Linked DNA regions of Homo sapiens: region 1 is linked to region 2. Evidence: read pairs that join two places in POLR2A ChIA-PET (ENCODE). Cell type or tissue: MCF 10A. All regions are shown on one strand. Links, peaks and the distances in the headings refer to the core of each region. The heading gives the core; the rest is flanking DNA.

Region 1 (4,396 bases), core at 178-4,177, 55 kb after region 2:
ACTAAAAATACAAAAATTAACCAGGCATGGTGGTGGGCACCTGTAATCGCAGCTTCTCAGGAGGCTGAGGCAAGAGAATCACTTTAACCCAGGAGGCGGAGGTCGCAGTGAGCTGAGATAGCACCACTGCACTCCAGCTTGGGCGATAGAGCGAGATTCAGTCTCAAACAAACAAACAAACAAAAAACAAGAAGGGTTGGTTGGGGACTGGAGGGAGGTGAGGAGGGTTAATGGGTACAAAAAGAAAGAATAATACCTACAACCTACTATTTGATAGCATGAACAGAGTGACTATAGTCAATAATAATTTAATTGTACATTTTTCCCCCAAGACAGGAGTTTCATTCTTGTTGCCCAGGCTAGAGTGCACTGGTGTGATCTCAGCACACTGAAACCTCCGCTTCCCGGATTCAAGCAATTCTCCTGCCTCAGCCTCTTGAGTAGCTGGGATTACAGGTGTCTGCCACCACTCCCGGCTAATTTTTTGTATTTTTAGTAGAGATGGAGTTTCATCATGTTGGCCAGGCTGGTCTTGAACTCCTGATCTCAGGTGATCCACCCACCTCGGCCTCCCAAAGTGCTGGGATTACAAGCATGCGCCACCATGTCCAGCCAATTGTATATTTTAAAATGAAAAAAGGCTGGGCGTGGTGGCTCGCATCTGTAATCCCAGCACTTTGGGAGGCCAAGGCATGTGGATCACTTGAGGTCAGGAGTTCGAGACCAGCCTGACCAACATGGTGAAACCCCGTCTCTACCAAAAATACAAAAATTAGACAGGCATGGTGGTGTGCACTTGTAGTCCCAGCTACTTGGGAGGCTGAGGCAGGAGAATTGCTTGAACCTGGGAGGTGGAAGTTGCAGTGAGCAGAGATCGCACCGCTGCACTCCAGCCTGGGTGACACAGTGAGGCTCCATCTCAAAATAAATAAATAAATAAATTAATTAATTAATTCAATAAAATGTAAAAAGAAGAGTTGGTTAATTGGTACAAACATTCTGTTAGATAGAAGGAATAAGATCTAGTGTTCAATAGCACCGTAGAGAGAGGCCAGGCGCGGTGGCTCACGCCTGTAATCCCAGCACTTTGGGAGGCTGAGGTGGGTGGATCATGAGGTCAGGAGTTCAAGACCAGCCTGGCCAAGATGCAGGAACCCCGTCTGTGCTAAAAATACAAAAATTAGCCGGGCACAGTGGTGCGTGCCTGTACTCCCTGCTACTCGGGAGGCTGAGGTAGGAGAATCACTTGAACCCAGGGGGCGGAGGTTGCAGTGAGCTGAGATCGCGCCACTGCACTCCAGCCTGGGTGACAGAGTGAGACTCTGTCTCAAAATAAATAAATAAATAAATAAATAAATAAAATTAAAAATAGATAAATAAAATAAAAATACCACCATAGAGTGACTAAACAATTATTTATTGTATATTTCGAAATAGCTAGAAGGGAGAAGATTTGGAACGTTCTCAACACAAAGAAATGATAAATGTTTGAGGTGACGGATATTCCAATTACCCAGATTTCATCATTACACTTTGTATGCATGTATCAAGGAAGAAAAGCAATTAAAAAAAGAAATTGGTATTTCAGATCAAAGCCAAGTGTGGCCCTAGCTGCACCCCAGCACCTTCAGCTGCTCATTTTACAGCAGCATGCTATAAGGGTCCTACCTCACCAGGGGGTGTGGGAGCACTTGAACTGATTTTATGTCAGGACATGAGTGCTAAGTATTATTACAGTAATGTGAAGAGAGCCACTATTAGCATTTGTAAGCCCCAGGGATAGTTGAAAATCAGAAACTCACAGAGGTGCTGGGAATGGCTGCCTGAGAGCTGGGAAACCTAGTTACTTATGCGCCATCACCAAGCTGCCAGCACTGAACTCATCATGGTGCAGAGAAATTTGGATTGCATCAGCCTGAACGGGGGCTGGGGATCTAGAAGGGGTGGTAATTTTTTAAAAAGTCTTTTTCTATGTGTTTATTTAGTCAACAAATATCGACTGAGTGTCAGCATTTGCTCCTGGCAGCGGGTGAAGGTAACCTCTGATGCAGCCAGCCTCCAGGGAGGGAGGGATAAGCCTGAGGGTGGGGCTGTTGGGGAGCTGGCAAGAAGCTGAAAGTCTTGTGGGGCAGATGGACCGAAAAGTATTTTGTGAAATGAATGAATAAGTGAATAAAAAAGGCCAGCAGGTAGATGGTCTAAATAGGGCTGGGGTAGATCCAGGATAGTTAGGGGCAGAAAACCCATGGGAAATCACTGGGTGGGAGAGTGTGCAGCCTCAGAGGTATAGCACACGTGGTGGAAGTCCCCGGGGGCAGACCCGGGTTATTCACAAGAATCCAGCTACACAAGAAGGCAGGGAGAACAGGGCAAGGCCAGGCTCTGGGAAATAAGCTGGCCCAAGTAGCTTTTTTTGTTTGTTTGTTTTTGTTTTTTTGAGACAAAGTTTCGCTCTTGTTGCCCAGGCTGGGGTGCAATGGCACAATCTCGGCTCACCGCAACCTCCGCCTCCCGGGTTCAAGCAATTCTCCTGCCTCAGCCTCCCAAGTAGCTGGGATTCCAGGCATGTGCCTCCATGCCCGGCTAATTTTGTATTTTTAGTAGAGACGGGGTTTCATCATGTTGGTCAGGCTGGTCTCGAACTCCCCACCTCAGGTGATCTGCCTGCCTCAGCCTCCCAAAGTGCTGGGATTACAGGCGTGAGCCACCGCGCCCGGCCCCAAGTAGCTTTTCTAAGCAACAATGCCAAATCCTCTGTTCACCCACCCAGTCCCATAAACCTCCCACTCTGCAGCCTGATCTTCTCTCCTCTGCTTTCCCAGCAGCAGATTTTGGGACCTAGTCTTCCATCTCCATTCTAGCTCCATGTGTTATAAGTAGTTTCTCATTTAATCTTCATGTCAACAACTTGGTAGTTGGCACTGGCCAGGCTTTCAGATGAGGAATCTAGGCTCAGAGAGGTTAAGTACTTTGCCCAAAGTCACACGGCTAGTAAATATGAGAACTAGGATTCACTCATTATTAAGACGCTTCATTTCGGCCAGGCGCGGTGGCACATGCCTGTAATCCCAGCACTTTGGGAGGCTGAGACAGGCGGATCACAAGGTCAAGAGATCGAGACCATCCTGGCCAATATGGTGAAACCCCGTGTCTACTAAAAATACAAAAATTGGGTGGGCGTGGTGGCGCATGCCTGTAGTCCCAGTACTCGGGAGGCTGAGGCAGGAGAATTGCTTGAACCCGGGAGGCGGAGGTTGCAGTGAGCCGAGATTACGCCACTGCACTCCAGCCTGGTGACAGAGCAAGACTCCATCTCAAAAACAAACAAACAAAAAGCTTCATCTCAATGACTTCCCAATCCCTCCCAACTCGGAGGTTCTGTGTGTCTATGGAATGCCTTGGTGAAAGGAAAGAACACAAGCTTTGAAGTCAGACATACCTGGTCTGAAATGGGACATACCTGGTCTGACTTCAAAGCCTGTGTTCTTTCTCTTTCACCAGGGCATTCTATAGACCCACAGAACCTCCGAGTTGGGAGGGATTGGGAGGTCATTGAGGTGAATCTTCTAAATAATGAGTGATTCAGTTTTCCAGCACTCTCCATAAGCCGAAAGCTGGAATATGTGGCTGTGTTCTTGCTTAGTCAAGTGGCAAACAAGGGCAGAAAGAAAGAGGAAGAGAGGGAAGGAAGAAGGAAAGGAATGAAGAAGGGTGGGAGGGAGAGAACAAAAGTTCAGCTTCAATGAACGTATCGTATTTTGAATTTTTTTGATGGAACAATCTAGAAAGAGCTATTTTAGTTTCACCATGCCTGAACATCTTGCAATTTATGTTTAGCTTTTTTTTTTTTTCTTTGTCCTGGTCTCTTTACCTTAACTTAGCATGTGCTCTTTTCTTCCCAGGCAAGACTTTGCCTCCTTATGATAAAGGTTCTAATTTGCTTCCTAGTAATAACGCTCCTCCACCACATCTCCCATTGTGGCCCAATGTCAGGATCAGCCCAGGGGAGCACCCACTTGGCCTGCCCAGGCTTCTGAGCAAGACTAAACCAGAAAGCAGGTAGAAAATAGGCTGCGCGCACCTCCCCAGCTGATTTGGGGAAGAGTAGGACCTTTCTGGAATCTGATACCTTAGGGAAACAAATCCAATAGCATGAAGTTGAAATCGGTTGCAATTAGGTGAACTGGTTACATCATGCGCAATGTGAGGGAAACAGCCCTGCAGACCTTGAGTAGCAGTAACACGGTCTAAATCAAGTTTGTTCAACCCGCGGCCCAACACAAATTCAGAAACTTTCTTAAAACACGATGAGATTTTTTTGCAATTTTTTTTTAGCTCATCAGCTGTCGTTAGTGTTAGTGTATTTTATATGTGACCCAAGACAGTTCTTCTTCCA
Region 2 (4,396 bases), core at 220-4,219:
AAAGAAGGAAAGGAATCTGAACTCATCCTTTTATCAGGAACCCGGTCCCTCCAAAGTGAACCCACTCCAGCAATAACAGCATTAATTCATTCATGAAGGCAAAGCCCTCACAACCTGATCACCTCCTTAAGGTCTAATCTCTCAACACTATTGCTCTGGGGACTCAGTTTCCAACACATAAACTTTGGGGGACATATTCAAACCATGGTACATGATTTCTTATTAACTTGATTTTTCAAAGTATTGTCTCCGTTAATACTCCTTTAATTCACTAATAGGTAACTTCACATTTGTACACCTGTTGTCTATAGCTAACTCCCAGGCCCCTTCTCTGTTCTATTGATTAGGCTTCTTTGATTGCAATTAAGAAAAACACAATTTAGGCTTGGCGTGGTGGCTCACGCCTGTATTCCCAGCACTTTGGGAGGCAGAGGTGGGTAGATCACTTGAGGTCAGGAGTTCGAGACCAGCCTGGCTAACATGGCAAAACCCCATCTCTACTAAAAATACAAAAATTAGCTGGATGTGGTGGTGCACACCTGTAGTCTCAACTATTCAGGGGGCTGAGGGACAAGAATTGCTTGAACCCTGGGGCGGAGTTTGCAGTGAGCCAAGCTCGTACCACTGCACTCCAGCCTGGGCAGCAGAGCGAGACTCCATCAAGATAAATAAAATAAAATAAAATAAAATAAAATAAAATAAAATAAAATAAAATAAAATAAAATAAACTCACTTATGCAAGCACAAGACTCTAATGGCTTATATAGTTGGAAATACTGGGTTGGTCAGAATTGAAGCAGTAACTAATAGAACCAGGGCCTCTGGACTAGAACTAGGAATTCTAAGTGACCATATCTCATCTCTATCTGTATTTTATGATTTTATGTTTCTCTTTATTTATAGAGCTCATTCTCCTCTACTGCAGAAAGGCTTTGCCCACACAACAGAAATATGGCTCCTGGCCTCTCCAGCTAAGCAACTCCAGTAGAAAAATTCCTTCTCGTGTTGTGTGTACATCAGTACAAAGGGAAGGATTCTGGCCATTCTCCACGTATGATTGGGACATCGGATGATTCTGGAGAGGGTTCCTGTAAGCCACAGCCCCAAAACAAACCCATGGAATAGGGGAAGGAAAGTTCTCCCTCAAAAAGGATGCTGAAGAGCAATAGTTTTTAAAAATATTCTTTACTACCATTAATCAAATAATAAGAGGCTTATGGGCAGAAATATCAGCAGGGGAAAATTAAGGCAGAGTAATTGTTAGGACCACAGAACCTGGAAACAGCTTTCCTGGGTGAATTCCAGCCTCACACTTAAGCTGTGGGACCAAATTACAAGATCTCTTTAAGCCTCACTTATTTCACCTATAAAAAGAGAGACCAATGTTCCCTATGTCAGTAAATTACCATGAGGATTAAATTTATATAAAATGCCAAGCACAAAGTAATGATTATAACGGTTGGCTATTAGCTGCTTCTATCACTATATTGCTGTTAGTATTAAGATCATACAACAGGTACATAGTAAATGCTGGAGTCTGAACTAAAGCAATGCCCCCTGATGCCTGACCTAAAGTACTTCCTACTACAGTGTGAATTAGAGCAGGTGAGCATTGGAGAGCAGCAGGTAAAACAGTAGTGGAGGTGAGTTAAGCAGGATTATGCTGCTGACATTTCTAGATCCTTGCCAGAGGCCAAGTGTCCAGTGACCTCTTCTTTATTTCTTACTTTATAGTTACTATTATCACCCATTTTATAGAATAGGAAACTGAGGCCTAGAATGATTAACTTGCCAGCAGGGGCACCCACCTAGGAGGCAGTGGAAGCTCTCCTTTAGGACCTTGCTGAGGCATTCGCAGAATAAGCAGGTTCCTTAGTGCTCTGGCTAGACAGGATTAACGCTTGTTTCTTTTGTCATTGCACTTGCCTAGTGGGCTGTCCAGCTCATGGTTGGCACTCAGTCTTTTCAAAGAACAAATGTCAACCATGACAATTGATGAGGAAGAAAGCAGAAAAATGTAGAACTCAGACTCCACCAAGATGTATGTTAGTTGGAAGTTATAGATAAGTTTCCCTCAAATATATAACTGTCACTATAGCCACTATTTTATGAATTAGATGCCTCACTTCCAGGCAAACTTGGAACTGATTTTTGTTGCAAGAATGAACTTAGATCTACCTAAGACTTCACCATTCTCATTTTTTACAATTCAGAAATTTCAAAATAATAAGCGTATGCTAGGTCATCTGTAGACCTGTTTCTCTTTGTTACTCAATCCCACAGTCTGACAGTCTGCTCTGAATTTCTGTAGGCTGTATCATTCTGTACCTGCAGGAGAGCGGTGACTCAGCCTGTGGAATAACTCCCTTTCCCTCATTATGACATGTCACCTTTATTTCATTGCTGTGGCATGTTTCTTGCCCTGTGGCTGAAAAACAAGGCAACCCAGTCAGGAAACCAAAGCAGATTCTCTACTTCTGAGTCAAAGCGTGAGGTCTGCCAATCTAGACCTGGAAGACATGCTCTTACACCTTGCCTAATCCTCCAAGGAAGTTGTTTTTCTCTTCTTCAACCCCATCCCTTCCCTCCCACCAAGCCCCTAAGAAGGCATAACCATGGAGCTATTTTTACCTGAAAAATAAATCCAGGGGACGAGATCTTTTAGGTTGCATTTATCAAAACAGTGAATGTTCAGATTGTTGGCTTATTTAAAAATTAAATATTTGTTTCTGCAAGGATTGATTTATCTGGTGTTGGTAGTACTGGGTTACACACTAGGATTCTATGAGTTACACACTAGGATTCTATGACTACATTGCAGCTGGATTGTCAGGCTGTCTGTGGTCATAGAGACAGCCTGGATAATGAATGAATAGAAATGTCAGGGCTTCGAGATTTTCGAGCCCCCTTTCCTTATCTGGAAATGGGGATTAAAAAATAACTCCTTTTTAGGTTTGTTGTAAATGAGAATATATGTAAAGTACATGTAAGAAGATATCTCTTATCTCTATCAAAGTAATCTTTCCTATTGACTTGCTGTGTAACCCTCACCACGATACTGGTTTCTGCCTTAATTGTCCCAAATGATAAAACAGAGATAATTGTATTTGCCTCTAAATCATGTTTTCAAAAACTTGAACTAATGAAAGTATAAATTAGTATAAATTTTCTGGAGGCAATTTAGTTTTATCTATCAAAAAATTATATATGCATGTATGTGTATATATCTCCTTTAATACAATTTTACTTTAGAAATTTGTTATAAGAAACTAATCAGGTATTATTCATAAGTATGTTAATCATGACATTGTTTATAATATGAACAATTACAACAACCTACAAATCCTACAATAGAAGATTGGTTAGGTAAATTATTATACATCATTATATAAAGGAATATCATTTATGTAGTCAGTAAAAATCATGTTGTAGAAGAATATTTATTTTTAGGGCAAATGTGTGTTTTGTAAACAGCAAACAGCCAAAAGGATACACTGGTATTTTTAATAAATAAGAAATGTACATACATACATAGAAAAAAAACACTGGAAGGCACACACTGAAACATTCATCATAATGCTCTTTGGTTGAAATCCAAGTGACTTTTGCTGTCTTCTTTTATGCTTTTCTGTGTTTTACAAGTTTTCTTTATTTCTCTAATTAGAAAAAAAGATCTTAAAATATGCTGTTAGGCAAATCTCCTTTTCAAATGAGCATTATAGTTTAATCCATTATCTCTACCTTTAAAATGCTTTGGAACTACTTAGACAAAACTTTGTAGGCTGGGCGTGGTGGCTCATGCCTGTAATCCCAGCACTTTGGGAGGCCGGGGCGGGCAGATCACAAGGTCAGGAGTTCAAGACCAGCCTGGCTAACATGGTGAAACACCGTCTCTACTAAAATCACAAAAATTAGCTGAGTGTGGTGGCGTGCACCTGTAATCCCAGCTGCTTGGGAAGCTGAGGCAGGAGAATTGCTTGAACCCCAGAGGCGGAGGTTGCAGTGAGCCAAGATTGTGTCATTGCACTCCAGCCTGGGCAACAAGAGCGAAACTCCATCTCAAAAAAAAAAAAAACAACTTTGTAAATGTAGGCATTGAAACAAAGCTGAGAGGAAACAGCTCAAAATGTTGACAATGCTACCTGCATGTCATGGTTCATAGGTGATTTCATGTTTGCATCTTATACTTTGTGTTTTCAAAGTGTCTACACTCTGCATGTATAACTTTTATACAACAGAAAAGTGCTAGTAAAATGTCTGTTGAATAATTATTATTTATAAAGAGCAATATTTTCTGAATGTCTTCTGTGAAAGCCACTTTATTCGGGCTTTTATCTTAGCTGAATTTAGTTTATCTTGCACTCAGTTTAACTGGCTCAAAGAAAGCCCCTGTTTC

The links. Peaks named below come from ENCODE experiments on the same cell type or tissue, not always from the same donor. Only the 100,000 strongest peaks of a DNase experiment are listed, where the experiment ranks them.
Region 1: POLR2A ChIA-PET joins it to region 2 with 12 read pairs; 9 of 35 experiments call an interaction of 5 or more read pairs at or near these places.

The regions. Positions count from the first base shown.
Region 1 is chr1:234,507,524-234,511,919 of GRCh38, reverse strand. No RefSeq gene overlaps it. Among named protein-coding and RNA genes, the nearest start is that of LINC01354, 22 kb to the left of the region's middle. In MCF 10A, for the core only: no CTCF peak of the experiment used is centred there; a DNase peak (open chromatin) is centred at 1,979.
Region 2 is chr1:234,562,835-234,567,230 of GRCh38, reverse strand. It overlaps LOC107985465 (a long non-coding RNA gene), which reads left to right. Exons shown (of 3, transcript XR_001737831.2): 3 at 904-2,638. Among named protein-coding and RNA genes, the nearest start is that of LINC01354, 33 kb to the right of the region's middle. In MCF 10A, for the core only: no CTCF peak of the experiment used is centred there; DNase peaks (open chromatin) are centred at 1,040 and 2,400.